Regions from separate parts of the Mus musculus genome. Here regions 1, 2, 3, 4 and 5 are each linked to region 6. Evidence: chromatin loops called from intact Hi-C (ENCODE). Cell type or tissue: heart. All regions are shown on one strand. Each heading gives the region's core, and the rest is flanking DNA. Links, peaks and the distances in the headings are about the cores only.

What was found. Hi-C counts contacts between places; a loop is a spot of excess contacts. Peaks named below come from ENCODE experiments on the same cell type or tissue, not always from the same donor. Only the 100,000 strongest peaks of a DNase experiment are listed, where the experiment ranks them.
Region 1: a loop joins it to region 6, with 8 times the contacts of the local background. A loop is called at or near these places in 8 of 42 quality-filtered maps.
Region 2: a loop joins it to region 6, with 8 times the contacts of the local background. A loop is called at or near these places in 35 of 42 quality-filtered maps.
Region 3: it touches region 6 in a loop (2.3-fold over the local background); 4 of 42 quality-filtered maps call a loop at or near these places.
Region 4: a loop joins it to region 6, with 8 times the contacts of the local background. A loop is called at or near these places in 23 of 42 quality-filtered maps.
Region 5: a loop joins it to region 6, with 3 times the contacts of the local background. A loop is called at or near these places in 17 of 42 quality-filtered maps.

What each region holds. Positions count from the first base shown.
Region 1 is chr11:20,301,274-20,306,555 of GRCm38, forward strand. Slc1a4 (solute carrier family 1 (glutamate/neutral amino acid transporter), member 4) reads right to left here. Exons shown (of 8, transcript NM_018861.3): 7 at 5,193-5,282; 8 at 907-3,227. The coding sequence ends at 2,993. Among named protein-coding and RNA genes, the nearest start is that of Slc1a4, 29 kb to the right of the region's middle. In heart, for the core only: a CTCF peak has its summit at 3,276 (motif pointing right); no DNase peak of the experiment used is centred there.
Region 2 is chr11:20,260,075-20,265,395 of GRCm38, forward strand. Gm39604 (a long non-coding RNA gene) reads left to right here. Exons shown (of 3, transcript XR_872279.1): 3 at 2,616-3,115. Among named protein-coding and RNA genes, the nearest start is that of Gm39604, 8.2 kb to the left of the region's middle. In heart, for the core only: CTCF peaks have their summits at 3,153 (motif pointing right) and 3,353; no DNase peak of the experiment used is centred there.
Region 3 is chr11:20,195,319-20,200,639 of GRCm38, forward strand. No RefSeq gene overlaps it. Among named protein-coding and RNA genes, the nearest start is that of Rab1a, 3.4 kb to the right of the region's middle. In heart, for the core only: no CTCF peak of the experiment used is centred there; no DNase peak of the experiment used is centred there; H3K27ac peaks cover 332 bases.
Region 4 is chr11:20,130,550-20,135,870 of GRCm38, forward strand. No RefSeq gene overlaps it. Among named protein-coding and RNA genes, the nearest start is that of Actr2, 20 kb to the left of the region's middle. In heart, for the core only: a CTCF peak has its summit at 2,569 (motif pointing right); a DNase peak (open chromatin) is centred at 2,582.
Region 5 is chr11:20,331,289-20,336,567 of GRCm38, forward strand. It overlaps Slc1a4 (solute carrier family 1 (glutamate/neutral amino acid transporter), member 4), which reads right to left and starts at 1,425. Exons shown (of 8, transcript NM_018861.3): 1 at 658-1,425. The coding sequence starts at 1,184. It also overlaps the pseudogene Gm12033. In heart, for the core only: a CTCF peak has its summit at 2,013; a DNase peak (open chromatin) is centred at 1,613; H3K4me3 peaks cover 2,664 bases; H3K27ac peaks cover 2,045 bases.
Region 6 is chr11:20,397,997-20,403,317 of GRCm38, forward strand. No RefSeq gene overlaps it. Among named protein-coding and RNA genes, the nearest start is that of Gm39605, 20 kb to the left of the region's middle. In heart, for the core only: a CTCF peak has its summit at 3,097; a DNase peak (open chromatin) is centred at 2,995; H3K4me3 peaks cover 721 bases; H3K27ac peaks cover 556 bases.

The DNA.
Region 1 (5,282 bases), core at 1,283-5,282, 96 kb before region 6:
CCAGGTACTAATTTCAACCTTGGAACACCTCAAAAAGCTCCAGGGAGAAGTCTAAATTGTCCCAGCTGTCATCCCACCTTTGATCTAGGCAAACCTTTCCAGCCATTGTACTCTACTAGAAATTAAAGTCAATTTCCACGCTATATGAAGAGCTGGTGATATATGTCAGAACGGGAATCCATTTTCCTAAAACCCCAGGGTCTGGAAACCACAGCTTCCTGTGTGATCTTCTAGAGTTCCCTGTTGTACAGGAAGTGATGTCATTGAAAACAGGGCGATGTAAGATGCTGCATGCCTGTCACCCCAGTGAAGCTGAAGGCTCTTGAGGTCTCACTAGCTCAAGGCCAAATTAGGCTATACAGTAATGCCCTGTCTCTAAAAACAAAAACATATCTTTTTCAAAAAAGGAAGACGAGATTATGTAAGAGAGTGAGTTGGGTGTGGTGGTGACCCAAGTACAGCAAGCATGGGTGGGTACCCGCTTGCCTGGAGGGCTTTGGTAATAGGGACATTCCCCGTAAAAGTTTGGTGCTTGTTACTGCGCCGGTGCCCGGCTTTGCACGGATGCTTAAATAACTCCTGTCAACCTAGTGGTTCCGACAACACTTAATGTTGGAGGTTTGTGGCAAACTCTAACTTCTGCCAGACGGCAGGATGTCAGAGCCCTAATCAGAGAATGAGAAACCGACACACAGCTTAATGGTCATGAGTCCTAGGCAGGCAGCCGCAGGCAGGACAGAGACACCAGTTGTCAGAGAGGTTTCCCTTCTGAGGAACCGCCCTTCTCACCCCAGGGTCTCACGCTGGCTGGAAGGGAAAGGAAGACTGTACTCAGACACCCTCGGTCAACCCCTAAAAGCGCAACAGCTCCATCAAATACAAGACAGGACTCAAAGACAGGCAGGTGCCAGGAAAAACACGTTACTCAGGCTTGATGGCTGTGCTACGTTTTAAGGCAAATGTCACACATACACAAAACATCAATACATGAACATGTTAGAAAAATAGCCAGGAGATATTTCAGTCAGTTGTGGTGGTGTCTTCCCTGTTCCGAAACTCCATCAACTTCTCTGAGAGCCAGAACTCAGGGAAGTGCGGGGCCACCTTCTCTTTTGGCCTCCAAGAGGGAGATCCCACGCATGTCACACAGAAACATCTCCCTCTGTCCACAGCAGCATTTGTTACTGTGGGTCCAGGCTGAGACCTGAGTGCCAGCCAGGGGGTTTCACTGTCCAGCTCCAGTTCCTACATAATAAGATTCTGTAGAAATGGGAATATCAGGATACCATAGACATAATTTGTAGTTTAGTTCCCCTTTATCCAAACTCAGGTTTGCTTGGAGCTAAAAGCACACACATACACACACACACTTGATACATAAAGTATATGTAAATACAGAGGAAAAGATACACTGAAACTGAAAAAATACCAAATGCTCACTCATAATCAAACAATGTGATTGATTCCCCTTTAAAAAACAGTGCTGGGAATAAGGTTTACCGCTCTCCGCTTAGTTCCTGGCCCCACAGGAGAGTGCAGTGGCACAGCTGGTTCAGAGAGCTGTCCTTTACCCTGGCTGTGGGCTCTGCTCCTTGCCCACCCCTTCACTCAGGCACAGGCCCCATTTTAAAACGGACTCTGTCCCAAGTATGTGTGGGTCTGGTGACAACACAGCAGAGAAAGCAAGGTTTCGAAAGCATGAAGCCAATGACTTAGGGACTTAATCTCCTGTTAGGGTGGTATTGGCAGAAACTGTGGGTTCAGAGTAACAACACAGTTGGGTACCCAGGAATGTGGTAGAAGTTGGGTAGCTCATTAAGAAAAGGCTGCGTTGAATGTCTTCACAACTCTTCAGAGCTTAGCTTCGGAAGTGTGAGGGTAACAGTTCAGGAGAGTTGCTCACGCCAGTAGGCACCCTTCACGAAAAAAGCTGTCTCTCAGATAAGCTGGGCACTTACGGGTGTTAGAACTTGACTTCCAAGGAGCAAAACGATAATTTCCACAGACGTATCCTTGGCCTTATCAGATTCCAGTGAAGTAGGCAAGAGGCAAGTTACATCAGACCCAGGACTAACCATAGGTCTCACACAAGCGAGTAGTATACTGTGGAAACCAGACAGGGGCCTGGGGCAGAGCTGCGCCAGCGCGTGAGTTTATTGGGGGAGTATATGACTTTGTAGCTCAGCAGCATTTTAGGAAGGACCTAGTCAAACTGTAGTAATAGACTGACCAACCAATACAAGTCCACAGTGCAGTGACCACATCACCCTTCCCAGAGGAGGAGGTCCTATGGTCTGCGGCTAAGTCCAAATGGAAATGGAGGGGAAGTTGGCAGGAGCCTCAGTCTAGAGTGGGAACAATTCTGTCTCATCTTCTTTAGGGTGCTCCCCAGTCTGTTCCTGACCTCAGAGTTTATGGTTTACTCAAACTGAGCCCCTAGCTGTGCTAACCGTCACAGGGGGTCTCTCTAAACCTGTTTTACCTCTGGCCCCTTAGAAGCCTCCCACACAAGTGGAGCATAATCCTTTAACCCAGCGGCAGCCCAGCAGATTCCAGCTCAGTCTAAGACTCTGGGAAGCTCTTCAGTGTCTGCTGCTGCAGAGACAACGTGACAGACAACTATCAACCCTTCTGGTTGGCCCAGAAAGCACCAGATGCAACGCTCCCAGGGGAAAGTGAAGAATCCATCTGCATCGCCCCCCAACCTTGGTCCCCAGGCCTCCATGAACTTGGAATCCCTCAGGCCTGGCAGCTCAAGGGGTATAGACTCAAGGTGTATCCAGAGCTCCATGGAGACATGGATCAAGACAAACGGCAGAGTGTTCTAGCTCAGGAGGCATTCATGCCAGTGCTGAGAGGCCACTCTCAAACTGGTGATTGGGCAAAGCATTCCTTGGGAGATGAAAAGTGTATGAGGGCCATGCCCACATCAATGGGGCAGGCTACCAGGGTGGGTTGCTGGTACTGGCAGGCTGGCCCAGACCCAGCCCAATCACAGCACTGACTCCTTGGATTCAAGTTCAGGAGCAATGGCCACAGGGCCTGCTGGGTTCTGGTGTGTCACCAGAGGCGACGTCTCCTCCTCAGACTTGGAATTGGGAATGGCTTCCACCTTCACTTCTTGTAGCTCCTGCTCACCTTTCTTCACTACCTTCTGATTCAGGTGGTTGAGGATCCCCGCTCCCAGGGCATCCCCTTCCACATTCACCACAGTGGTGGTCCGGTCCCTGGTGGAAACAGAAAGCAAAAAGGACTAATGCTATACCCAGAATCACCAGGGGAGGGCGCTATCACAAGCAGGCTGGTGGCCACAGGGAAATTGACTTGTAGGGAGCAGTGGAAGTTCTGAGTAAATGTGTATTGTCTGACACGTGAATGACCATGTGAAGGACCCCAATGCTTCAGACTCATGGGGGTGGAAAAGCCAGGTGAGTGAGGTTCAGCAAGGATGGCAAAGCTTTCCTTCCCTTACCGTGTGAGGATGTTGACATTTATGGCCTGAAGTCTGCTGTCTTACAGAGACTGTTCCTTCTGAGGTGAGCCAAACGTGCCTCCACACTCAGCTGTGTTCCTGACTCAGTTATATACAATAACCCTTCCTGGGGGCTGTGGCTTCTCCGTCCTACCCCAGCCTCCCTGTGCCTGTATGCCTGGCCTTTCTTCAGTATCTTTCCTGTTCTTCATTTTCTCAGAAGCCCAGTCAGGAGCCCGGCTGGATATGGCCGTGAAACTGGAGGGCATACCTCCAAGAGATCTGTGCTGAATTCATTTTCTCTGAGCAGCATCTACTCTTAGGAAAGTAACAGATGCTCATTGTAAAAAATGTCGGAAAAAGAACAGTTGAAGGTAGCAAACAAGTTACCCGAGCATGTTCGACACCTCTGGGAGTGGATATGCAATCTAGTTCCTGCCAGCCACCTTTCCACAGACTTCTGCTATGTGCAATGGCCCTGCTAGAGAGAACACCACGCACATTTGGGAGAAAAGAGTAGGCATGATTTTGGGTTCAGCTGTTCTTCCCTTCAGTGTTACAGCATACTTGAACTTCAGTCCTGGGTACCAACAGTATGAGCATTCCGTGGCTGTGGGCAAGCATGTCTTTGAAAACAGTCTTGCTTTCCCCACAGCCTACTTAGCACAGGTTAGCTCAACATCCACGCATCACTGAAACTCAGAGAAGTATCTGTAGTCATTTTGAAGACTGCGGAAATGGTGTGATCTTCCCCAAGGGTGCTGGAGGACTGGTGCCCTCTGCAGGGGTGCTATTTTCCTCACAGAATCCTAAGATACCTTCTCTGGGCACTGGAGGCAGCTGGTAGGAGGAGGAGACAGGTGATCCCTGACTGGCTCTGGCCTGTTTAGCACATGAATGGAGCTCCCTCTCATGAGGCACCTGAAGCTTAGGAGTCTCTGTTAGACATTTTACCCCATTTCTGTGATAAGCCCTCAGGCTTGAGACCAGCATAGCAGACCAGTGCCAGGTACCTGAGGCCAGTGTCTCTGTGCCTGGTTGTGACCAGCCCAGCAGGATTGATGTTTGCTGAATGCTGTCCCACGTGCCCCATGTTATCTGCACTGTACAGAATGGTGACTCATTTAATCTCTACCATGACTAGTAAGACTTCTACTATTATAGCAAGATACACAGATACACATATTTCTTACCCTTGAGCCTTGCTATTCCCACATCACTGCCTTAGTCAACTTTCTTAAAGAACAGTATAATTTATACCTGCATGAGGTATCAGAAGGCTCAGGTGATCAACCTCCAGACATTCCTGTGTCTGTAAGGAACTGCAGGGACAGCCTAGCCTGGTCACCTTCTTGCCTAACTTCTCCTGAGTCCAAGCACACGGTGTGTGCATGCTCTCCTTGCATGACAACCATTCCTAACTGCTCTACTTACTGACACTCTACTCTGCCATCATTTGCACAGCCCCTTGAACTACAGAATACTACAGGCAAGTCCTGGATGGTTGGCTCTCGTACTATTTGTGAATGTTCATGGGCTCTTGTCTGCTATATTGTTGACTTTTCACAGTTAGAAATCTGGCTTTGCCAGCTTAACAACAGATGCCTTCCAAAGCAAAGATAGTTTTAAGTCTTTCTGCATGCACCAGGTCTACTGGAGCATCAAGTACTCAGAGGCCTCAACAGACTTTATTCTAGGGTCTTTGGTATCGGCTACTTACACAATCCAGTCCACAGCCAGGATCAGAGAGAGGTCATGTGTGGGCAATCCAATGGCCTCCAAGATGATGGCAATTGTGAGGACACCCCCA
Region 2 (5,321 bases), core at 925-4,924, 140 kb before region 6:
AAGACAATTAGACAACATTGTAGCATGGCCCCAGCCAGTTCTGAGGTTGAGGTGGATTTATTTTTTCCCATTCTGCTTTAAAAAAAAAAAAGATTTATTTATTTATTTATTTATTTATTTATTTATTTATTTATTATATGTAAGTACATTGTAGCTGTTGTCTGACATACCAGAAGAGGGCATCTGATCTCATTACAGATGGTTGTAAGCCACCATGTGGTTCCTGGGATTTGAACTCAGGACCTCTGGAAGAGCAGTCAGTGCTCTTAACAGCTGAGACGTCTCTCCAGCCCCCCAATCTGCTTTTATACCATTTTAATTACATGCAAGTAATAAGGTAGTCCTAGGTTGAGGAACAAGCAAGACAATAAACACAAATAGTCATGGAACAAGCAAGGCAATAAGCAAAGTCCCTTGATCACTGTATCTAAGGGCTTACCAGGATGACCAAGATATCTGAGCCTACTTCCCAGTCCTGGCCCAAGTCATATTCCTGCCTGAAGTCTACTTTTTTGTTCTAGCCTAAAATTAGATTCCCGCCTGAGCTTACTTCCTTGTCGTGGCCTAATGTCAGATTCCTGCCTGAAGCCCACTTCTTTGTCCTGGCCCAATGTCAAATTCCTGCCAAGCAGCCCAAAAAACTCTCCACAAAAACCAAATAAAATAAATGTAAACATTTTAAAATTAATAACTCTATACAGATCTCCCCTCCCCACTTTATATGAGATAGGAGGCAGGGTCAAAGTGAGATTATGGTTGTGGGGAAAGAGGGGAGTCCACTGACCTCCAGGGCATGATACCACGAAGCCATTTCTGCAGGTGGATGAAACCGGCAGCAACCAGAGCCCCTTTATAACATCCAGTGTGCAAATGAGAGCAGATGAGAATCCTAAGAGGCAGTATGGTTTGGTAGAGTCCACTTTATGGATCTGATATCTCTTGGGTTAGTGAGATGGCTCAGCAGGTAAAGGAATTTGATGTCTGAAGTGGAAATTTCTGGTTTTCTTGGAGACTCAATTGTGTCATGTGATGTTTTTCTGGAAACTGTCTTATGAGAGGATGTTTTTGCTGAAGCAGACACATGGGAGGATGTTTTGCTAACAATAGACATGTGGTGTTCCTTTGGAGGGAGCCTGGGGCATGTGATGTTTTGCTAGACGATGCTGGATGGTATTGGTATGCCTTGCCATTTGTTCGCATCATCGTTGGGCTTTGTGGATTCTGGTCTTTGCTGATGATTCTGAGCAGTATTAGTATGCCTCACCATTTTTTGCTGGTCATCCTTTGTTGTGACTTTTTAGAGAGAAAGGCACCAAAAACTTGTAGTGATATTCCTGGATGTACTGGCTGGTTTTGTGTGTCAACTTGACACAGCTGGAGTTATCACAGAGAAAGGAGCTTCAGTTGGGGAAATGCCTCCATGAGATCCAGCTGTCAGGCATTTTCTCAATTAGTGATCAAGTGGAGAGGACCCCTTTGTGGGTGGCACCATCCCTGGGCTGGTAGTCTTGGGTTCTATAAGAAAGCAAGCTGAGGGCCAGGCGTAGTGGCACATGCCTTTAATCCCAGCACTTGGGATGCAGAGGCAGGCAGATTTCTGAGTTTGAGGCCAACCTGGTCTACAGAGTGAGTTCCAGGACAGCCAGGGCTACAAGAGAAACCCTGTCTCGAAACAAACAAAAAAGAAAAGAAAAGAAAAGAAAAGAAAGCTGAGCAAGCCAGGGGAAGCAAGCCAGTAAGGAACATCTCTCCATGGCCTCTGCATCAGCTCCTGCTTTCTGACCTGCTCGAGTTCCAGTCCTGACTTCCTTTGTTGATGAACAGCAGTATGGAAGTGTAAGCGGAATAAACCCTTTCCTCCCCAGCTTCTTGGCCATGATGCCTGTGCAGGAATAGAAACCCTGACTAAGACACTGCATCTTCTTGCCAGAGCCTTGTGGTTTCTTGTGGATTGACCTGCCATTACTGATTCATGAATAGTGTTTGCAGGTAGATTGAGCTGCCATTGCTGATGTGTGTGAACTGAACTGCTGATATCCCGAAAAGACAGATTGGATTTGTTCTAAGGAACTATTTCTAAAGAAGCCCACATCCTCCTTTGCTCTATTAGCCTTCCCTTTCCACTACCTCTAGTGGGTGGTGAGCTAGAAGGGAGATTAAAACATGTATGAACCCTTATTAAAAGTAGGTTTTGAAAACTCTAAGCTACAGATGTTGTGGGTTGTCTTGATGTTGTTTGTATTCTGGTGTTAATTTTGTTTCTTCAAAACTGCTGTTTTCGACAAGCAGTTGGTCACTTACCCAGGTGATCTCATGTGAACCTTCTCCCCATTTTAACTGGTCAATAAAAGCTAGAGCCTGTGATTGGGCAGTGGAGGGGAAAGATGGGTTTTGAGAGTGGGGGCAGGTAGAGAAGAGATGAGATGTGAGGAGAAGGAGAGAGGACTGAAGAAGAGGAGGGGGAAGCCATTATGGAGCAGAAGCATGTGGCTAGGAGAAATGGCAAGTAGCAAGGGGACTTATGGCTGCAGAAGAAGTTGGTATAGTATTAGATATGACTAATTTAGGCTTATAGCTTAGAATTATAATAACTCGATTGTGTGTTTTTTATACAGGCATATTGGGGTTGGAAATTTCAGCAACAAATTGGCGCCCAATGTGAGACTTAGAATTCAACTAAGGGTTCTACAGAGAGCTACGGAGAGGCTCCCTCCCAAGCCCCAAGCAAACCACAGCACCCAGAGACAGCTCCCCAACCATGAGCTGGGACTTACAGTGCCACAACACAGGGTTCCCCAAGCCTAAAGAAAGACCAAGGACCCTGGGTTATGACTGCCTGTAAAACAGCCTTCACAACTAAAGATCAACAACTAAAAAACTGACAGTTAACTTCACAAAGCCTTCTCACAGATGTAATAGGCTCTATCTGGGACTCTCCGCTGAGCAATCCTTCTTGTGCTTGATTTCCTATATCCTCCACGTCTAAACAGGACGTGGGACAGTCAGACCCGCTCTTACACTACAGACTACCTGAGACTGACACGCATACTGCTGGACATAACCTAAGACAGAGACAAAACCAGAAAAAGCTGCTGGTCTCTCTACAGTGAGCCCCTCCCTTCAAATAAAGAATTAGAGAGAACTACAGTATCCTGAGTTGAACACCAGAGGGAGACAAAGATACAAGAAGCTCCAGATTAGGTAATAAGTATTATAAACTGAATATATATATATATATATATATATATATATATATATATGCACACATACATATATGTATATGTATATATACATATATATATATATGCACACATACATATATGTATATGTATATATACATATATATATATATACACATTCATAGCTGAGACTGAGACTGACCAAGAAAGGGATAAGTTTAAGACTTGACTAGACTAAAGGTACAGGAATTAATAGGTAATGATAAGCAACAGAGAGGAAAATGAAGTTTGGAGACAGGAGCTGGAGAAGACACTAGAACAAAAGATGGGAGAGCTCACAGATCAGACTGAGTGGCAGAGAGAAAATAATGAAGATTAGAAACAAGGCTTGGAGGAGAATCTTTTAAAATGAATCAAAATAAAACAGACATCAGAGTATCAGAATTACAATATAAAGAAACAACTAAAATGTGGAAGCAGAACCTGAACAGAGAATACAGGAACTTACTGAGCAGGAGGAGCAACACAAGGAGAGATAGGAAACATGGGCACAGACCTTATGGGAGGAACTTACAATATTAGTTAGGGAAAATACTCAGGTGGGGACAGAAGATAAAATTAGAGAAAGCCAACCAAAAAGTTGTTGAAAAGCAAACTTTGGTTTATCTGGTGAGTATACAACAAAGACCTACAGATGATAACCATCCACAGAATTATCAGGAATTTGAATGACAACCCATAGATATGTTAGAACTGAGAAAATTTAAGGAACATGTCACTAATTTTAGAATGCATTCACTGTTTTAAAATCAAATCCTGACTTCTTGGTCTATTAAACATAGACCACCCCCACCCTCAAGACTGGGATGATATGGCAAGAACAATATTAAAACCTGGGTCACATTTACAAATGGTTCTCATGGTGGAGAGAAGAGGTGAACGAGATAACAGGACAAAATAAAACCAGAAGTAACAATGTTTCTAGAGATCAACTGCTTGGTGAGGGTGGCTTTGCTGAGGTTCAGGCTGAATATGATGAAGAAACCTTGATGTTTTGTTGCTTGGCGGCCTTAAAGACCTGGGACAAGGTCACAGAAACAGGGAAATGGCTTGAACCATTTTCTTGAACCAAGTCATACAAGGTCCAAAGAAAACATTCCCTGACTTTTTACAAAGGTTGACTTCTGCTATAGAAAGAAGTATATGGGATCCATCAGCAAGAGAGGCACCAATCGAGTCTTTGGCTTTTGAAAATGTGAATGCTGAATGCAAAGAAATAATCAGACCACTGAGGGCAAGGTCAGCATCGATGGATGGAGTGGATTAGATATACTGCTGATGTTGGGCCTCGTTTGCCTGATAGGACCTTAATAAGAGAAGCTGCCACTAGAGTCCTTGAGACGACCCAAAATTTCAAATGTTTTAATTGTGGTGAGCAGGGTCATTTCAAGATAAACTACAGAGAAAAACAGATTAATCCCAAAGGGAGTCTATGCCTCCTGGAATATGTAAAAGATATGGCAAAGGCCGTAGGACTAGGGAATGTAGAGCAACAACAGACAAATGGGGCAACATTTTACCAAAAGTCTCCTGGGAGTGGGGGTGGGGCTCTTGCAGGCCCCAATGCTAAACAGGGAGAGTTTTCTTTCTCGGGACAATTAAACTCTACTGCTCTGAAAACAGACATTGTGAGACCAGATAACAAGGTGGAGTCAAATTCTATAGACAATTTAAAAAGCTAAAAAGGGGCCAAAACCAAATATTTTGACAAACTTCAATAGAGGATCAAAGGCCCAAGCTAAGAATATTAGTAAACAATATTGAAATTAAAGGAATGGTTAACAATGAAGCAGATGTCACATTATCACTCCAAAATTTTAGTCTATAGGTTAGCCACTTCAAGAAGTAGACATCCAATTTCAAGGAGTTGGAGCTTTATTCCAAATAAAGCAAATGATTTAGTATATAGGACCTGAAAGTCAAATAGGAAAATTAAAGTCATAGATGGCCGATATAGCCATAAACTTATGGGGAAGAGATCTGTTACAGTAGTGGAAAATGCAAATTAATATCCTTTCAGTTTGCAAAACCAGTCAGGATCCTAATAAAAACATCAAATTAGTTAAGGAATGTTATCAAAGA
Region 3 (5,321 bases), core at 390-4,389, 200 kb before region 6:
GTGTGTGCAACTGGGGACAGTTTTGTGGTTTTAGGATCAAGCTTAGGGATTGGTGGGATTTTTGTGCTCAGGGATTGGTGAGATTCTGGGTCTTGACCCTGGCTTGGGCTTGGTGTCAAGTCAGGGTTAAGGTGTTTTTCCTATTACCCTGGTCCTTTTTTTTTTTTTTTTTTTTTTTTTTTAAAAGATATATTTATTTATTACACTGTAGCTGTCTTCAGACACTCCAGAAGAGGGCATCAGATCTCATTACAGATGGTTGTGAGCCACCATGTGGTTGCTGGGATTTGAACTCGGGCCTTCTGGAAGAGCAGTGCTCTTGACCGCTGAGTGTCTCTCCAGCCCTACCCTGGTTCTTTTACCCTACACCTATTGTTGGCAGCTTATAACTCTAGCTCCAGGGAGCCATCACCCTCTTCTGGCCTCAGCAGCACCTGCACACATGAATCATATACTCACAAACACATTCAGAAAATTAAAAAGAAAAACATTAATAATTGCTTGGTTTCAGACCCCAGGACAAGGGGCTGAGGTACATATTTTTACATACCAAAGCAGACCTGGCCTCTAGGTTCTCTCAGCATCCCTGAGTCCCTACCTAGCATACCTGCCCTCAACCTTGAACTTTCCAGCCCAGGGCTGGGCTGCCCTTCCCTCAGAGGCTCCTCCCTATCCCTATATAACACAGATATTTTGGTCTCTTCTCTCTTCCTCTTTCTCTATCCCTCCTTCTCTCTTTGCACATGTGTTCTTTCTTTCTTTCTTTTTCCCCTTTCCTCTCTCTCTTCCCATGGTGACTTACCTGGCCCGCTTCCTTGGTGGGCTGAGAACTCACCTGAGAGCAGCTTTCCAATAAACCTGCATTTAATATAATCTAATCTGGCTTGTATTGGCTCATTTCACTGACAGAGAAATAATTTATCAGTAGTAGTAGTAGTAGTAGTAGTAGTAGTAGTAGTAGTAGTAGTGTTTGTTTTTCCTCTAAATAAAGCTGGATGAACAAACTCATTTGGCCCAGTTAAATGGGCCAACTCTAGTTCCACAGTCTTTCCCAAGACCATCGCTTAGCTTTAAAGCATTTCCTGCCTCATGTTGCCTGGAAGGTGAGTTCCAAAGCCCAAGTCTAGCTTTGTTCCCCTTTGACAGATTTCTATTTTGGCAGGCTTTCTCTGGGGGGTATGTGAGGGGCATTGAGCAGGGCCTTGCACAAGCTAGTAAGAGCTTTCTCTCCCATTGAGTCTCATCTCTAGCACCCAGGGTGTGCGTGTGTGCATGTGTGCATGTGTGGAATCCACAGCAGCCAGCTCGGTCTGTCCTCACAGCACAGAGCCTTCCTTCTCTACTCCATTTCGTTCTGTTCTCTCACTTTGCTGGGGCCTTGCACCCTGTTGGCAGGTGAGCTGGATATTTTTGTTATTTTTAGCTCTACCCTTCCCTGCAAACTGGCAGATTTCATCTCCTTTAGGAATCTTTCCTCCTCTCTGTTCCTGGTAGATTCCTCTGGACTGGACAGACATGCTCTTACCATAGGCGTCTCTTTAACAGTTCCACAGTTAGCTCTGCACCTCACACTCCTCTGAGTGCTGCTCTGCTTGTCGCTGACTAGTCTAAGCTTCGCAGTAGGCAGGGGCTCCTCATGACCTCACCTAAGCCCAGGCATCTCTTATCTTAGCTCCTCAAGAACTTGGACTAGTAATCTTTAACTCAATGGGCACGTTCCAAGTTAAGTGGCTTCTTCTCTCCAATTTCTGCTGATCAAAATTTCACTCTTTTTTCTTTCTTCTGACCTTGTTCATACCAGTGATCTAGCTGAAAATACCAAAACCATTTTCCTCTATAACTTCACGTAGTTCTTACCATTTTCTAAATGCCTGATTTATAATTGACAACTGAGCTATATTACAAGAATTTTCTCCTGTTGGGAAATGTCCACCCCGCTCCCTTGCTAAGATCCCAAGGACAAGGAGCTCAATCCTATACTGGACGTACACACTGAGCATAGGGGTGGTTACTGACAGGAAGGTAGATACAAAGCTGCACTGCAAAGTCTTTACCTAGCAGGGATGGTGACTCCCCACTAGCCACATGGATGGAGCCCCCTACCTTAGTCTTCACATACACTTTAGGCCCTCCCTGAGATCACCAGGCAACATGCAATTAGGGCAAAATTTCATACAAGTAGGTGGAGAGTGTCTGGATACTGGACACTTAGGCTGGAGTCCCATGGCCCTTCCACCCCTTCCATTCATGAAGGAAGGTCAGACAATGGAGAAGTCCAGTTGGGATGACCTTTTGCAAACAGGCATAGCTGAAGCATAGAGATGGCTGCTGGTTTGCTCTGAGGGTAGTGCTATGCAGTAGCATACAATTTATATATAAGTAAATTACAACTTTAGTTTTTAATGAAATCTTGTTGTGGTTATTGTTGTGGTGGTGTGTGTGTGCATATGTATATATCACAGCACACCTGTGGCAGCCAGAGGTCAACTCTGAGGAGCCAAATCTCTCTTTCCACGTTTAGATGGTTTGGGGAACAAACTCAGTTTGCCAGGCTTTCATGCCAAGTGCCATGAGCCATCTTGCTGGTCCTAATTTATTTATTTATTTTTTTAAATGTATAGGACTGTGAGTTCTTTTGGCGATGTTGGGACTCAAACCCAAGTGACCTGGGCTTTGACAAGTGTGTATAGTTATATAACTAGCCATCATTACAATGAAGATACAGGCTATTTCCATCAAATCAAAAGCATGCATCCTTTGTGTCTCTTTTCAGAGAATCCCTCCTATCCTTCATTCCTAGCAGTCTCTAAAGGCCACACCCTTTAAGTGTCTTTTTGCACTTTCCCCTAAGGGCCTCACCTGTATTCTCAGGACTTTCTAACTGAATTGTAATCTCCTTAAAGACAAAGAGCTGCAATCTTCAATTTAATATTATTTAAGCATACATTTCAAGTGCAGCCAGGCATGGTAGGGTGTGCTTGGAATCACAGAACAGGGAGCTGAGGGGAGTTCAAAGCCATCCTCAACTACACAGTGAATTTGAGGCCAGCCTGAGTTCCATTCCATGAGAACCTATCTCAAAATAGCAAAACAAACCCACCCTGCTCCCCGAAAACCCAGATCAAGGTCCACATACAGTTACTAAGTACTGTGTCATGTATATCTGAAAAAGAGTGGGAATGAGGGAGAAAAAAGAGAAAAAAGAAGGGAAAACCCAGAAGGGCTGCAGAGAGATCAGAAGGTAGAGGTGCTTGTTGCCTGGTATTCTGAGCTAAATCTCAGGATCCATTTGCTGAGACAATCAAGTCCTGGAACTTGTTCTCTGTCCTCACATGTATGCTCTGACACGTACCCCCCAACACCTACACATCTCTGCCCTGGAATGTGTCCCTTGACATGTACTGCCCATGAGAAGGAATCTTTTTTTTTTTTTTTTTTTAAATATTTATTTATTATATGTAAGCACACTGTAGCTGTCTTCAGACACTCCAGAAGAGGGCATCAGATTTTTGTTATGGATGGTTGTGAGCCACCATGTGGTTGCTGGGATTTGAACTCAGGACCTTTGGAAGAGCAGTCGGCGCTCTTAACCACTGAGCCATCTCACCAGCCCGAGAAGGAATCTTAATCTCAATAACACCCTTGATGCAGTAGGGGTGTAGGAAGCGGGCACTCATTACTCCACAGTCACGACAGCCGCTCATTTATTTTCTTACTGTAGCACAGTAACTAAGATATGAATTTTTCTGTCCTCCACATACACAGGTACAGTCAGGCTTTGGGGTGTCAAGGAAGAACTGTTACATATACTTCACATTGTTCTGTTTGTCAGCTAGGTTAAAGGTTACTAGAAGATAATTTGTTGGGAAATGAAATAGTCAATGAAAGTGGAGCAAATTTATCTCCAAAGAGACAGAGATTTAAAAAATGGAGTTTTGGTGGTAGTATCTGTATGTATGGGGGTAGTGCACTCCATAGTGTTTTTCTTTCTGAGTGTCTGCTTTCTTCCTTAATCTTTATGTTTAAGTCTATATTAAAATATCAGTAATAAAACCCCAGCTAGGGCTGGAGAGATGGCTTCTCTGGTAAGGACACTTTTTGTTCTTGCTGAGGACCTGTTTTCAGTTCCCAGAACCCAGCATAACCAACTATAACTCACGTTTCAGAGTATCAAATGCCCTATTCTGGGCTTTGAGGCCAAGAGGCACATGCATGGCACACCACACACACACATACACACACAGGCAAGAGACACTCATACATAAAATTAAATGACAGATTTGGGGTGGGTGTTGGGACAGAGGTTCACTATGTAGCTCTGTTCTGGAACTTGCTATGTAGACCAGGCTGGTTTCAAACTCACAGAGAAGCACCCATCTCTGCCTCCTGAGGGCTGGGGTCAAAGGCATGCTATGTCTGGCTTACATGATAAATCCTAAGACAAAACAAAACAACAATAACAACAAAATTTTTGCTTGAAAAATTGAGTTTAGGACACTTCAGAGTTTTTATTCTGTGAAATGATAAGAGGAAGTATGGTGGGCTTTAGGGTCCAGGGCTGTAAACCTCCATCTAGGGTCATTTCAGAAGTTAGTATGGAAAAGAACCCAGGAGGCAGAGGCCAGGGAAACACTGAGTTCGAGGCCAGCCTGGTCTACAGAGGGAGTTCCAGGACAGCTAGGGCTACACAGAGAAACTCTGCCTCAGAAAACCAAAAACCAAAACCCAGACAATAACAAGAAAACTCCCAAAACTATGTATGTGTGGTCTGATGAGGCTGTCAGGACACACGGAGGAACGCCAGAGGGATGTGTAAATATGTTCTGAGTATATGGTTAGTCATGAGAACAGCCTCTTTTGCATATTTTGATGTCACAGAAATTCAGAAATTAAAAGTAAATCTACAGTTGGCCCCAGGAGATAATATTCTTGCTTAGAACAAGTTGGAAGATAAACTTTGGTCAGTGTATTATACTATGCCCTTTGTAATAAATAACGCAAGATAATGCGTTAAAGTTTAGCGGAGATTTAAATTCCTGAGCTGATTAAAGTTGACACCATTAGGTCTAAAAAAATGTATTAATATTAGTTCTGGAGTCCGTACTGAAGAGTTTCATGGCTTAAAAAAAAATACTTATTACTGCCCAGTTGTGCAGACGGACACAGAATTAGTACTAATAAAAAACAAAGAGCAGCAAAAGCAACTGCAACCCCCCCCCCTCAAAAAAAACAAAAACAAAACTTAACAACCCAACCCAACCCAACCCTATCCCGGAAAACAATTCAACTTTTAAGTCTAGGCCTCAAGTAGGAGGAGAAGA
Region 4 (5,321 bases), core at 386-4,385, 270 kb before region 6:
ATCCTGGAACTCACTTTGTAGACCAGGCTGGCCTCAAACTCAGAAATCCACCTGCCTCTGCCTCCCAAGTGCTGGGATTAAAGGCGTGCTCCACCACCATCTGGCTAAGGCAACTCTTATAAGGACAACATTTAATTGGGTCTGGCTAACAGGTTCAGAGGTTCACTCCATTATCATCAAGGTGGGAGCATGGCAGGGTCCAGGAAGGCATGGTACAGGAAGAGCTGAGAGTTCTACGTGTTCATCTGGAGGCTGCTAGGAAAAGACTGGCTTCCAGGTAGCTAGGACAAGGGTCTTAAAGGCCACACCTACAGTGACACACCTAGTCCAACAAGGCTACATTTCCTAATATTGCCACTCCCTGGGCCAAGCATACACAAACCATCGCCCGCAGGGTGTCTATTTCAGTGGTTTTTTTTACTGTGCCTCCTCACAGTCATGGACTTGAAATAATTCAAATTCCCATCAGCTACAGAGAAAATAAAATCACTTGATTTTTTTTTTCCTTTTTGTAGTTCAGCTTGGCTAGAAACTCGCTATGTAACTCAGGCTGTCCTTCAACATTTGGGAATCCTCCTGCCTTAGCCTCTCAAATGATGGAATTATAGGTATGAGCCACCATGTCTCACAGTGCTGGTGCATTTTAAAATAGAATTACTTTAAAAAGTATGTCTTGCTGGGCGTGGTGGCACACGCCTTTAATCCCAGCACCAGGGAGGCAGAGGCAGGCAGATTTCTGAGTTCGAGGCCAGCATGGTCTACAAAGTGAGTTCCAGGATAGCCAGGGCTATACAGAGAAACCCTGTCTTAAAAAAAAAAATGTCTTTTTTACTTATGTGCATCTGTGTGTGTGCACAGGCATATGGGTACCCGTAGAGGTCAAAAGATGGTTTGGAGTCCCCGGAGCTGGAGTACCAGGCAGGTGTGTGCCCTACTCAGTGTGGGTTGCTGAGAACCAGACTCGGGTCCTTTGCAAGAATTCCTGTTTTAAAGTATAGACTGCTGGGCTAAGAGGTAGCTGAGAGAGATTGTTGCTCTTGTAGAGAAACAGAGTTTGGTCCTGAGGACTTGTGTTGGGACACCTACTGATGGCAATTCCCCTAGGCTCTGCCAACAGCTACCTAGCGTCGGCTTGCATAGCCGCCTGACAGGTGTGAGCCAACCTGGTGAAAAGAAGGTCTGCTTGGTCTGTGTGTCTGTCTCTTTGTGTGTGTGTGTGTCTCTCTCTCCTCTCTTTCCCATGTGTTCCTGGCCAGTCTCTTCCTCTCTCTTTCAGTCCTTCTCTGTCCCCCTCCTTCCTCTGCCTCTATCTCTTTTCTAGGTCTCCTCCCCTTCCCACCAATAACTGCTCTTCATGCTAGGTCTGTCACATGGCTTGGTTGTTCATGGTGACACCATAGCCAGGTCTGCTAAGGTGCTCTCTCCAGCCACATTATACTGTGTTTTATAAAACATGATACCTACAATGGCTTGTAACTCCAACTCCTGGGATCTAAGTTCTTTGGCCTCCAAAGGCATCCATTTATACATCGTGTAAATCTTAAACAAACAAACAAAAAGCTGGAAGATTTTAAAGGAATTTATTATAATATACAATTTGGGAAATGGTACAGGTATATGTTAAGTCAAAAAGGTATAATACAAGAGCACATAGTGTTGACTTCCTTGATATGCTGGTCAAGAACAGGGTAAGCTCATCTCTGCTGTTAAAAGTCAGGATGGTGGCAGCTGGCTGTGGTGACATGCTGTGGTGACATGCTCCTCTAATTCCAGTGATCGAGAGGCTGAGACGCAAGAGTTCAGGTCAAGGTCAGCCTGGGCTGGTTAATGAACGCAAGGCCAACCTGGGGATACTCATCGGGAATTTGTCTCGGGCTGGTGAGATGGCTCAGCGGTTAGGAGCACGGACTGCTCTTCCAAAGGTCCTGAGTTCAAATCCCAGCAACCACATGGTGGCTCGCAACCATCCGTAATGAGATCTGATGCCCTCTTCTGGAGTGTCTGAAGACAGCTACAGTGTATATAAGAAAGAAAGAAAGAAAGAAAGAAAGAAAGAAAGAAAGAAAGAAAGAAAGAAAGAAAGAAAGAAAGAAAGAAAGAAAGAAAGAAAGAGAGAGAAAGAAAGAACTTGTCTCAAACAAATCCAAACAGTAGTCAGAACAGTGAGTAAGCAGGGAAGTAAGGGAGAACTCTCAAGGCTGCTGGAACATCCTGTATTTTAATCTGGATGAATTTGTTTATAACTTGTAATGTTTATACCTTTCCAAAGTGTCATTTAGAGAGCTAGTTAAAGCTTCAATTTTTTTTTTTTTTTTTCCGAGACAGGGTTTCTCTGTGCAGCCCTGGCTATCCTGGAACTCACTCTATAGACCAGGCTGACCTCGAACCCAGAAATCTGCCTGCCTCTGCCTCCCGAGTGCTGGGATTAAAGGCGCAAGCCACCACGCCCGGCAAAAGTTTCTATATTTTGTTACATAATCACGTATTATAATCATTTCACTAAGAAAGTGAGAACATGAGCCGGGCAGCTTAGTTTCTTGGGTGTCTACCAGAATTTACCAGCAGAGGGCAGGGCTGGACAGCACCTGAAAGTGGAGACTTGGGGGAATCCAGACTTTCGGTTTCCATCTGCTTCTGCAAATGCGAAGTGACCAACCACAGTACTTGAACCACAGGGCGTCCTTCCAGGTTAAGGTGGCAGAGTCAAAGGGCAAAATGCTTTCAATCCATGTGTAGGGTCCCAGTCGCTACTCTCCCCATGTGAGGACCATTGCCCTCTGCCCTGTCATAACTGTTCACTTTGATGGTCACAACATAAAATAAAACCTTCTCTACTGTCTTCCACCTCCCATGACACAGTACCCCTCCATCACATTGCTTTCACCTTCCAGTCCCTCCTTCCGCCTAGAACATGCTGCCCTCTCTGCCCTGCCAGGCTCTTTTTTTTTTTTTTTTTTTTTCGAGACAGGGTTTCTCTGTGTAGCTCTGGCTGTCCTGGAACTCACTTTGTAGACCAGACTGGCCTGGAACTCGGAAATCTGCCTGCCTCTGCCTCCCAAGTGCTGGGATTAAAGGCGTGCGCCACCATGCCCGGCCACTGCTGTCTCCTAATGCAGCCCAGAAACCAATGTGTCCTTCATGAAATTACTTTTGCAAGGGCCGTCCTTGAACCCTTTTCCAGACCAGGTGTCACTTGTACTCTGTTAATAATTTCCTACTGTCCTTACTGTCCTTGGGATGAAGTTCAAAGCCCACTGCAGAGCCCCTAAGGCTCTAAGTAATCTAGTTGTTGGCTAGGATCTCACCTGTCTCCATTCTATACTGTTGTTGAGGCAGGGTATCAGGTAGCCAGTGCTGGCCTTGAACTTGCCTTGTAGCCACGAATGACCTTGAACTCCTGATCCTCTGACCTCTGTCTCCCAGGTGCTGTGGTAATAAGCATGCCCACACCTAACACTCCATTCTTTTGACTGTGCCCTCCTCCAGTAAGTCATTCCCAACCATAAAATTGTATCATTGCTACTTTCATAACTGTAATATTTCTACTGTTATGAGTTACAATGTAATTATTTTTGGAGATAGAGGTTTACCAAAGAGGTCGTGACCTACAGGTTGAGAGCCACTGCTCTAAGTCTATGCACACTACCCCCTTCCCTAACAGGACTTCTTTCCTTCCATGTATAATTTAAAGCATTACCCACATCTGCCTACTTGCTTATTTAATATGTGTCTCCTACTTGAGACTGTGCATTTTAATTAACACCAGCTGAGACTGTATCTGATTATTCATTCTTCTTTTAAGCAAGTAGGACCAAGCATTTGCTAGATTTGGAGTAGATGCTCATGTTTGAGCTAGCCTCTTAAATATAGACCTTGATCCCATCAAGGCAAGAGGTGGATGGTCTTTCTTGCCGCAGACCCTCTGGGTCCCTTTGTCTGCGCGGAACGGGTCTCTGGGTGCAGATGGGCAAGGAGTTGGCGGGTGACAGACAGACCAACACACGAGATTGTGTAGAATCTGAATGTATTGTCACAAAGTGAACACCAGTCTTATATAGTACAGAAAATAAAAGGGGTAGGAAGTCACAGCAGGCAAAGTACATTGAAGTTGCCTGACACAAAACAAAGGAATGACTTCAAAAAGATTTACAGGAACCAGGTAAATGTTTACAGTAAAGATAAAGCAGTCCTGCCTAGGGTCAACTTAATGACAGGTAAGGATTTCACACTCTAGTGCTATACCTTTGAACCTTGTGAAGGCTAGCACCAGGGGGTTCTGCTCTTAGCAGACCTCATGAATAATGCAATACCACAACCCCTCTATTTCCTAGGCCTTGCTAAATTCTTATATGAGTGTAACTTTTAAGTATCTGGAGAATCTCCATTTGTCAGAAGAATTCACCAACTTGCTTCCAATATGTAATGTAGCCTGTACTGAAGATTTCTATTTCAGTGGGATTCCCTGGCTTTCATGGTAAACACTCTGTAGACCAGCTTTGAGATGCTTTGGCTCCATCTCTTGTAATGCTTAATTAGCTACTGAATGGGTAACTTCCTAATTGCATTCCTACCAGATTCCAAGATCAACGGCTTCTGGAACCTTGGAACACTGGCGAAGGCTCTGGCTATGTCAGAATTCAATCTTAAAAGGCACTTATAATAAGATAATACTAAAAGAGAGCATGTGGATCCATACAGCAGACTAATGCGGGGATAGGGTATGAGTATACAGGTTAATGAGAACACCAAAACTCCAGGAGGTGAGTTTCTGTGAAACTCTGCCTCATGAGTGCTTCTAGGCTTCGCAGCCTGTCAAGCAGACTTCACTCGAGTGAGTGGCACTTTCTGTTACTTTAGTTTAAAAAAAAAATCAAATGGGGGCTAGAGAGATGGTTCAGTGGTTAAATGCACCGACTGCTCTTACAGAGTTCCTGAGTTCAACTCCCACCAACCACATGGTGGCTCACAACCATCTATAATGGGATCTGATGCCCTCTTCTGGTGTGTCCAAGAGAGTGACAGTGTACTCATATACATAAAATAAATCTTTTTTAAAAATACTAAAAAAATTAAAAATCCAGTGAACTGAATGGACCGAACGGACTGCAGCCTGAATCTCTGACCTTCTCATTGCATCTCTCACTAGGATATGTCCATGTTCTGTGCCTTCTCAAACTTGCAGCGGGTCCACTGATGCAGCTCTGGCTCTGGCTGCAGGCGTTCAGGACCAGAAACCAACTCTGGTAGCTGACTCAGTGTGTGACCCTGTGCAAGGCACTTCATTTCTCAACTTTACCCTTTCTACCTCTAAAATGTGAGAC
Region 5 (5,279 bases), core at 1-4,000, 68 kb before region 6:
AATACAACTCCTGAGTGGAGAAAAAAAAAAAAAAAAAAAAAAAAAAAACAAGCAAAGAAAGGTGTGTGTATCTCAACTCTCTGGATCTCCCCGCTTTCTACAAAGAAATAACGCTAGGCCCCATGATCCTGACCAAGAACGTCCACAACCTGTCCTAAGCCTGAGAGGCAGTCACGTAGCTGGGCAACGGGCTCCACATAACTAACTCCAGTTTTATTATTCTTGGACACATCCATAATTCTGCTGAAAATTGCCAACTTCCTTCCAGACCAAAGGCTGAATCAGAGAAAACCTCAGACTACAAGCTGGATAGCTCCTCTGGTGAAAGTCACTCAATGTCCTGGAAGCTTTGGGGTGATGTAGGGGAGAAAACAGGAACAATTAAAAAAACGAAACAAAACAAACAAACAAAACTGAGAGAGCCCAGTGTAAGGAGTAAAGCACAACTGAGAAGGTATACACTTAACATCCCACCTAACGGAAAATCGGTTCCAGCAAAAAGCTGTGGCCTCCAGTCTTTAAAGGTGTGGCCAGCACGTAGCCCAGACGTAAATATGAAATTTAGTGTTAAGGGCCAACAGTAACTGAATTAACTCTAGGTGATATGAGTGCACGTGGCGTCTCCCGCCGTGCCTTTGGCGGGGTGGAGAGCAGTACCTGAGTAAATCGAGGAAAGAGTCCACTGTCTCTTTGGAGACCGGAGGAGGCCCTGAGTTCTCCAGCCCCAGGCTGCTGGACTGGAGGGTCTGCGCGCCCGCCCCTGGCTTGATGATGAACGCCAGAGCAACGGCGAGAGCCGAGGCGCTCAGCGTGGTGAGGCCGAAGTAAGCAACAGCGATGCCACCCAGACGCCCGAGGGAGCTGGCATCCAGGGAGGCGGCTCCCGACACCAGGCTGCAAACCACCAGCGGCAGGATGATCATGCGCAGCATGCGGAGCAGCATCTCGCCCGGGAAGGCCAGGTAAGTGATCTGGGTGCGGGTGAGCTGCAGCCCCCTCAGCGCCGCGCCCATGCCGGCACCCACCAACACTCCCGACACGGTGAGCAGCACCAGCGCGTGGCGCCGAAAAAAGCTAGCACAGCGCTGCGATTTGCCCATCGCCGTCTCGGGCGTTCGGGGCCCGGCCGCAGGCTCTGCCTGGGTGCCGTCGAGGTAGCCGTTGGTCTCGCCGCTCTTCTCCATGTCGTTGCCCACCGCTCTAAGCGGTAACACTCAAGGAACTTGGAGAAAAGACCGGTTTCGAATGAATGGATCAGGCGGAGACAGTGGCCTGTGCCAGCTGCGGCTTCCGAGCTCTGTGAGTCCCTACAGGAACACTTTTCAGAAAGATAAAAGAGAGACGTGGGTTGTGGGTTGGAGCCCAGGCAGAGCAGACCGCGCCGCGCCCAGCCTTCTTTCAGAGCCGCTGCAGGCTGGAGATGATGCAACGCAGGAGGCACGCTGGAGGCTGCAGCCTAGGAAGGAGGGCGGGGCTTGAGCTCGCCCCGCCCATGTAGGCGCACCTCCGATGTTACGACCAATTAGAACCCTGAATATCCGTTCCCCACCTCCCTGACGTTTCCCAGGTCCCGCCCTTCTCCCACCCTCCGGGAGGCACAGCAAAGAGAGTGAGAGACAGGCAGGCTGGGCTCTCCCGACGGGGCGTGAGGCCATCGGCCAATCCTGTCTCCTGGCAGCTTTCAGTCCTACTGTCCAGGCCTCGGGGAGAGAGGGAGGGGAGCGTCTGGAACGCCTCGGCAGTTCTTCTCCTCAGCTGGTGGAGGAGGGGAGCCCTCGGAGGTTGGTGCCCGCCCTCCGCTAGGGAGTCCGGAACGACCCAACCTCCATCCTGCGGGAAATCCTTTCTTCTAAGGGCTCTGTAGGCTTTCCTGGTACAGAGACAAAGGAGTGGGTGGATGGGGGAAAGTCTCATTGCGTGCACGTACAAGACTCTAGCAGAGCTTTACCCTTAGGTGACCAGCGAGTCCGGGTGGCACTATGCACAGTGCCAAGGGTGAGCCACTGCGTGCACTAGCGCCCTCTGGGGCGAGTCCATTGGACTCTGGGGAGAAGCCTGGTGTGTGCAGGCTGAAGACGTAAAACTCTCCCAGAGAAACAGAGCTCTAACGCCACCACTTTCGGTGGCGTGTCTGCCATGTAACTTAAGCTGAAACACAAGCGGGATTTTAACCACCCCCTTCCGGGTCTCCAGACTTGGCACGCCAACAGTTCAGTCAAGTGTTTGGCCAGTCTGAAAGATGGTTCAATGGATTTTTTAAAAATGCCATTTATTTACTATCTTCCCGGGCCACAGCAGATAAAAAGGGAAACCTTGGCAGTCGTTTATTGTGTTATTTATTTATTTATTTATTTATTTTTCCCTATTCTGCTTTTGAAAAGAACTACCTCCCCAGACCTCCAAGAAAGCCCTAGTTAGGTGTAGCTGAGTTAAAGAGGAAGACAATGTGAAGTAAAGTAATTTTGAAGTATACCATAACAGAAACCTGTGCAAATCAATATGTCCTGTCGAGGTGTAAAACGTCCAATTGTTGAGACAGCAAAGAGTTCCTTACATGAAGCCATTTAGCTGTCATGTACAGCTTGTTGAAATAGGAGCTTATTGGTGGGAGGGAGGTGTGTTCATTAGATGAGGACCTATACATATTTTTATCTTGTTTCCCAGAACATGGTTTACCTCTCTGTGCAAGGATGGATGATTCCTACAGACCCATGTTCCTCATTTCCAGGTAGCTCTGCCTCCTTTTTCCTAAGCTGCTGCTTTTATGCAAAAGACTGAAGTCATGTTCCAGAAGTGGGTTTCCAATTGCCTGCTTTACAGCTCCACCCAGACATTCTGCAGCATCTCAGCTCAGCATATTCCGAATCAGATTTGTGATTGTCTCCTCCAGCCTGTTACTGCTATCATTATGATCTGCCTCTGTGAACCTTCATGTTTAAGTTTTCTCTAGTCTGATCTGTTGTTAAGCCCCATGACTCATGTTGAAATGTCCTTTCTCTCCTCTACTTCCACTAGCCATGCTGTTGACTGCATGCTAGTGCTTGACAAATTCTTCCTTTGTGGCCCAAGCAGGCCTTGAACTCAGAATCTCCCCTGCCTCTATGTAGAGATTTGGTTTGTTGCTATGTATTGTAATGCTAAATACTGGCCCTTGTTGCCTAGGGGACTAGAAGATCCTCACAGTACATCAACGTGATACTATGTAACCTTGCCCCTCAAGTTATCCCTGATTGGTCAATAAAGATGCAGACAGCCTATAGCTGGGCAGAAGAGAGGCAGGTGAGGTTTCAGTTCCTGGGCTTGGGGTCTGAGGCAGGACCATGAGAGGGAGGAAAGAAGGTGGAGAGAGGAGACACCAGGGGATAGGTAAATCATGAAAACATGGCCATAAAGGCTAGCCAGTTCAAGTAAGAGCAGCCTAGGCAGAACGTGGCAAGTTATATCTCGGGGTCATTGATAGGGAAGTAGGCAAAATAGCTTAGAGGGGCGACATCTGCCCAGCTCTAGTGCTTTAAAGGCTTCTTTTTTTTTTTTTTTTTTTTTTTGGGTGCAGCGAACTTTATTGATGGTATTCAAGAGAGTAGGGAGGGCTCCCTAGGCCCCTCCTGTTATTATGGGGGTCTGGGATGGAAATTGTGAGGGAGATGCTCAGTGTTGGGGGCCGAGTTGGGATAGGGCCTCTCTTGCTCAGTGTCCTTGCTGGGGTGGGTGGTCCAGGGTTTCTTACTCCTTGGAGGCCATGTAGGCCATGAGGTCCACCACCCTGTTGCTGTAGCCGTATTCATTGTCATACCAGGAAATGAGCTTGACAAAGTTGTCATTGAGAGCAATGCCAGCCCCGGCATCGAAGGTGGAAGAGTGGGAGTTGCTGTTGAAGTCGCAGGAGACAACCTGGTCCTCAGTGTAGCCCAAGATGCCCTTCAGTGGGCCCTCAGATGCCTGCTTCACCACCTTCTTGATGTCATCATACTTGGCAGGTTTCTCCAGGCGGCACGTCAGATCCACGACGGACACATTGGGGGTAGGAACACGGAAGGCCATGCCAGTGAGCTTCCCGTTCAGCTCTGGGATGACCTTGCCCACAGCCTTGGCAGCACCAGTGGATGCAGGGATGATGTTCTGGGCAGCCCCACGGCCATCACGCCACAGCTTTCCAGAGGGGCCATCCACAGTCTTCTGGGTGGCAGTGATGGCATGGACTGTGGTCATGAGCCCTTCCACGATGCCAAAGTTGTCATGGATGACCTTGGCCAGGGGGGCTAAGCAGTTGGTGGTGCAGGATGCATTGCTGACAATCTTGAGTGAGTTGTCATATTTCTCGTGGTTCACACCCATCACAAACATGGGGGCATCGGCAGAAGGGGCGGAGATGATGACCCTTTTGGCTCCACCCTTCAAGTGGGCCCCGGCCTTCTCCATGGTGGTGAAGACACCAGTAGACTCCACGACATACTCAGCACCGGCCTCACCCCATTTGATGTTAGTGGGGTCTCGCTCCTGGAAGATGGTGATGGGCTTCCCGTTGATGACAAGCTTCCCATTCTCGGCCTTGACTGTGCCGTTGAATTTGCCGTGAGTGGAGTCATACTGGAACATGTAGACCATGTAGTTGAGGTCAATGAAGGGGTCGTTGATGGCAACAATCTCCACTTTGCCACTGCAAATGGCAGCCCTGGTGACCAGGCGCCCAATACGGCCAAATCCGTTCACACCGACCTTCACCATTTTGTCTACGGGACGAGGCTGGCACTGCACAAGAAGATGCGGCTGTCTCTGGAACAGGGAGGAGCAGAGAGCCTAAAGGCTTCTTATAAATATATTGGTGTGTGTCTTTTATCTGGGAACTGAATGATCCAGGCAGAGTAGAAACTCCCAAGTAATATTATTTACCACAATACCTCTACTTTCTGATCGCAGGTATATGTCACTGCACCTTGTTTATTTCCATACTTCTCTATCTAGGTGTTAAACAATTACTGGTTTGGGGTATTTATTTTCTGGTGTCTATGTCTGACCAGAGGAGAGCATTGGGTTTTCTGCTCTATCATTGTCTGTCTTACTCCTTTGAGATGGCCTCTCACTGAACCTGGAGCTCGGCTGGTGATCCTCTTGTTTTTGCACCACAGCACGGGGTTATACAAGTGCTTGGCCACACTTAACTTTTTGAGCAAGTGCTGGGATCTGAACTCTTACCCAACAGAATCATCTTTCTAACCTCCTTATTTTGGCTTTTGAAATTTTGTCTTGTTTGTTTTGAAGCAGAGTTTCATGAACTTCGA
Region 6 (5,321 bases), core at 822-4,821:
CCATGACCAAGGCAACATATAAAAGAAATTGTATGATTTGGAGCTCATGGCTTCCGAAGGCTAGAGTCCTTGAGCATCACAGCTGGGAGCATGGCAGCAGGCAGGCAGGCAGGCGTGGTGCTAGAGCAGTAGCTGAGAGCTGATATTCTGATCTACAGCCAGAAGGTGTAGAGGGCTAACACAAAATAGGAAGAGTCTTCTGATACCTCAAAGCCCACCCCAGGGACACACCTCCTCCAACAAGGCTATCCTTCTGAATCCTTCCCGAACAATTTTATCAACTGGGGACCAAGTATTCAAATATATGAGCCAATGGGGCAATTCTCATTCAAACCACACTGAAAAAATAACTTTATCATCTTTCTATACCTGAACCTGATCTTCATCACTACTGCTAGAAAAGAATAATCTTGGCACCTCACAAAGAAACACACAAGGAAAGCAAAAGTAGCCTGGCAAGGCAATTTCCCCACAAAACCAAAGGCCTTGACCTAAACCAGGTGAGCAAGCATATGGCCAAGATGGCCTCTTTCATCCCTAAGGCAACCTGTTCCTCACTGGCTGAGATTCAACCTTGTTGTCTACTCCTGGTGTGCTGATTGGAGGACAAGAGAAGGTTGTGATGGGCAAGTCTCAAGAATGTCTAGGGGTTGGACAGATCACAAGATGGGGGAGTTTCCTTTAATAGGAAAACAATGCTTCTCACAACTACAGGGTAGCCTTTTCCTGGAGTCTTATGGCATGTGTCCACTGTGTGCATCTATGTATGGCACTTCAGTTGTTCATTCTATTATCAAGTACTATTCCATGGTATAAGGAAGTCACACTCACTTAGCTTCCCACCATTTTAAAGGCACATAAATTGTTTACAGACAGGGTTTCTCTGTGTAGCCCTGGCTGCCTGGGGCCTGCTCTGTAGATCAGGCTGGCCTCAGACTCAGAGATCTGCCTGCCTCTGCCTGCAGGGTGCTGGGATCAAAGGTGTACACCACCACTACCTGGCTTGCATCATTGTTTTGGTAGGTTGATTTAATGAATATACCTGAATGTATGTATTCAACAAGTGGCCACTTGTTGTTGGCCACTGTGGTTGTTCTAGTTTTAACGGCTCTATATAGGGCTATTATGAACATTCATTCATATATATTTGTGATACATATATTGTCAATTAGCTCAGGTAGTCCAGTAACTACTCAGAATGGCCAGTGTATACATCAGGTTTGTGTTTAGTGTTTTGGGACACTTCAAAAGTTGTCTTCAGAGTCGCTGTACCACAAAATATGTCCTCTTGGTGTTTGTTAATCCCCGAGTATAAACTTCTCATAGAACACTCTGCTTTAGAATTTGGAGTGAAAGTTGTGGGAGAGGCTGAATAGTCTTCTTAATAAAAAGAAAGAAATAGAGAGCACGGAGATGCAGCTCAGGGGTAAAGTGCTTGCCTAGCATGGGCCTGGGTTTAGTCCCGCATGGGGAAGGGAGGAGGCGTGGGGGATGGGGAGGGGCAGCAGAACAAGCTGGAGTTGGTGGTGTGGGATAAGGCTCACCAATGGATCTAGGAATCTATGTTTGTCACACAAATACAAAATTCAATGACTGTGTGGCTGTCAATAACTGAGAAGAATGAAACTGTTCTAGCTGCAAGGGAATCCCCTTGCACATTCGAGGAAAGAGCCTCGAGTTCATTCACTGTTTTGTTTTTTGGGTTTTTTTGTTTTTGTTTTTGCTATTAATAGACAGCAGCTGATGTGTCCCGGGCTGACCATGAAGCTGCTGGATTTCTGGGTCCTTCTGCTGCCGTCTCCCAACTGCTGGGGTTATAGGCATGTACCCCAACTCCCAGCTAATTCACCATGGAGGATCAAACCCAGGCTTTGCATGAAGTAGGCAAGCACTCTACCAACGGTCCTCTCTTTCTACTGTTTAATATATTGCAATGTGTCTCACTAAGTTGCACAGGCTGGCTTTGAACTCACTCTAGTTTAAACAGGTTTGAACTTACAGTCTTCCTGCTTCAGCCTTTAGAGTAGTTGGGATTATTGGTCTGAGCTATCAAGCCTCCTGGCCTCAAACCATTTTGGGATAAATGTCAAAGCTTGGAATTTATGACCAGATAGGCTTTGATCAGTGTGATGACAGCAAGAGAAGTGCTCTGGGGAGGCACCCTCCTCAGGACTCTGACTGCCTTCTGTCCATGTAAGTTGTCTGGCCTGGGTGTGGGATTTTCAACAATTCCTTCGAGACCATGCATGCAGACTCCGGCTGGAAGTGATGCTGTTTTGGACTGGTGGCATCGGCTAGAAAGACTCTCTCCAGCGAGTGGGGCTTGAGAGTTGCCCTCTGGATATAGCAGGGAAGATCAGTCTTTGGTCCTGCCGTGATAACTTCTAACAAGTACCCAGGTGTGGCCTAAGGAGCTTGCCCGAGAGCCTGGGCGTCACAGTAGAGGGGTCACAGCTTGAGAAGCGTCTTTTCAGGTCTGGAAGTGAACCAGCCTCTCAGCATCCCCGGAAACTTGTTTGAAATGCAAATTCTCAGGCCATGGGCCAGGCAGCTGAACTGTTTAGTCCCCAGGTGACTGTGATGTAGACTGAAGTTTGAGACAATTTAGAAACTGAGTTCTGAGGCTGGGGATATAGCTAAATACTGCAAAAACCAACCAACCAACCAACCAACCCTCTTTGCCACGCCCAACCCCCGCCCCGCGCTCGCGCACCCCCAACCCCCGAAGGGCCGCAGCTTAAGTGCTAGAATGCGGAGCCTCAGCACTGAGAACCAATTTAGAACACTAACATCCCACCTCCCACCCCGAACCCCCAGCCTCCAACAGGAGCCTCCTGTTTCCAGTACGACTCTAATAGAAGTGAACTCTTTGTGGGGCCCTTACTTTGGCCCTTACTTTGAGTACAAAGCCCGGGCCTGTTTCCTCATTATCTGCCGGATGAATGCTTGGAGGGTGTCTGGCTGCCGGGTCGCTCTTGGTAACCCGACGCGCAAGCCTTGGAAGTCTGGGAGGGAACTGGTTTCCTGCCTCGTTACCAGCTGGAAGCGGGCCTCGGTGGAAAGGAAGTCGGTGCCACAGTGCCACCCTGTGATGAAGGAAGGAAATAGCCTTTCTGTCTCGTTGCGTTGACATCAAACTTGTGGGAGACACTTTAAATAGCATGGTTTCCCCCAAATAGCAACCTGCAAATATATTTGAATCGCGTTTGCTGTGCATTAGGCACCATGATCATTGTATTATCTTGTAACAACCTCAGATTATCTCCATTCTTATTGGAGAATTCTTTACCATAGGAAGTCCTTGATCAGCCCCACTGATTCCACCGTTCTTCCCAGGAGCATCCAGAATGATAGCCAAGCCCTTGTCCGTTATCTTACTGTAATGACGGGTGTTCTTGATTGATTGTTTAAAACATTTTTCTTCTGATGATAAAGCAATACTCAGTCATTATTCAGTCTCACTGGGGGATCCTTATTGTGCAAGCCCCTTATCTAACACTACGCTACGGTCAGCATTTACAATCTACACACATGCATCCGCATACTTAGATTATCTCTACGTCACTAATTGCATGAATACTTAATGGTGTGTAAGTTCTAAGAAAGTAGTTGTATATAATATTATCCTATTGTTGAATAAAACAAAAGAAAAATCTTTTTTCTACACATTCAATAGAGACACCATTTTGGCTTGTAAATACATCTGATTCTTAGATAGTTGAACCTCTAATCCATGACCAACTGTGTGTACCTTACATGGAATCTGAAACTGAAAACTTGTTCTAATAATTATTATTCGTGCAACAAATTATCCCCAAAACATCTGTCCTCCCGCAGTTACAGAGAGCGCCTCAGTGGCAGGCTTCCAACTCAGTGACTCTCAAGAGGTGGCAGCCAAATGTTTGAAAGGTTTGACAGGCCCTGAAGAGTGCACTTCTGAGCTCACAGATGTGGCTGTTGGCTCTTCTCACAGGTGGGCCCTTTGTTAGGGATGTTCATAAAAAGTCCCCACTCCAAGATCAAATGATGAAAGGCAGAGGGGTCAGGAGAGAACGTGGTGCTTCTGTGAGGCTTGGAGCCTCAGACTGACGGCCTCCAGATGAAATGTGTGCCTTTGTTTCTGTATCCTACTGGCTGTAAGGACTAGCTCTGCCCCAGTATGGATGAGGACAATACCAAAGATCTAAGTACCTTCCAGGGCCATTCTGGGCCATTTTGGGGCTGGCTATCGCAGGACAAAAAAATAAAAATCTCAACTGTATAAATCAGCACAGTTTCTCAGACATATTCACATGCAGTGTCTTAGTTAGGATTTCCATTGCTGTGAAGAGACACCATGAACAAGGCAACTCTTATAAGGTCAACATTTAATTGGGGCTGGCTTAGGTTCAGAGGTTCAGTCCATTGCCATCAAGACAGGAAGCATGGTAGCATCCAGGCAGGTATGGTGAAGGAGGAGCTGAGAGCTTTCCATCTTCATTTGAAGGCTGCTGGGAGACTGACTCTCTGCACTGGGCAGAGCATCAAGGCCTGCTCCTCCAGTGACAAACTTTCTTCACCTATTCCAACAAGGCCACACCTCCTAACAGTGACACTTCCCACGAACAAGCATATTCAAACCGCCACATGTGGGTATGGCAGGGTCTTCTTCTTGACTCTTCAGTCATATTGGTCTCTGCCCTCCATATTCCTCTATATCTCAGCTCTGTATAATTTCCTTTCTTTAGGGAATGCTAAACATTTTAGTGAACTCTTTAAATTGTGTGTGTGTGTGTGTGTGTGAATCCTAAATTTTGGACATGAAATTGGATGTCATCAATTAATAAAGTAAATCAATATTTTTAACCCCCCTATAAAGTTGACATCATTAACATAATTAAGCCATCACCCTTACATCGCATATCATATCTTTATGTAATAGTTTAATCTCATCTCATCTTTCTATATTCTAACATTGCATTATAAGTAACTTTATCTTATTCTGAGGTTAATTTATTATTTTGCCAGTCTATTTATTTACCATTGCCTATGTTAAAAATAGATTTATTTAACTTTGTGTGTATGTGTATTTTACCTGCATATGTATATGGACATGACACGTATGCCCACAGAGGCCAGAAAAAAGTGTCACATCTCTTGAGACTGGAGTTACAGAAGGTTGTGGGCTGCTATGTGCATTATGGGAATCCAACCGAAGTCCTCTGGAAGAGCAGCCAGTGCTCTTAACCTCTGAGCCATCTCTCTAACTCCCCTTTTGTTTCTTGTATCCTGAAGCAGAATCTAGCTCTAGTTCTGGTACCTAGCACTTTCCTCTCCACTTC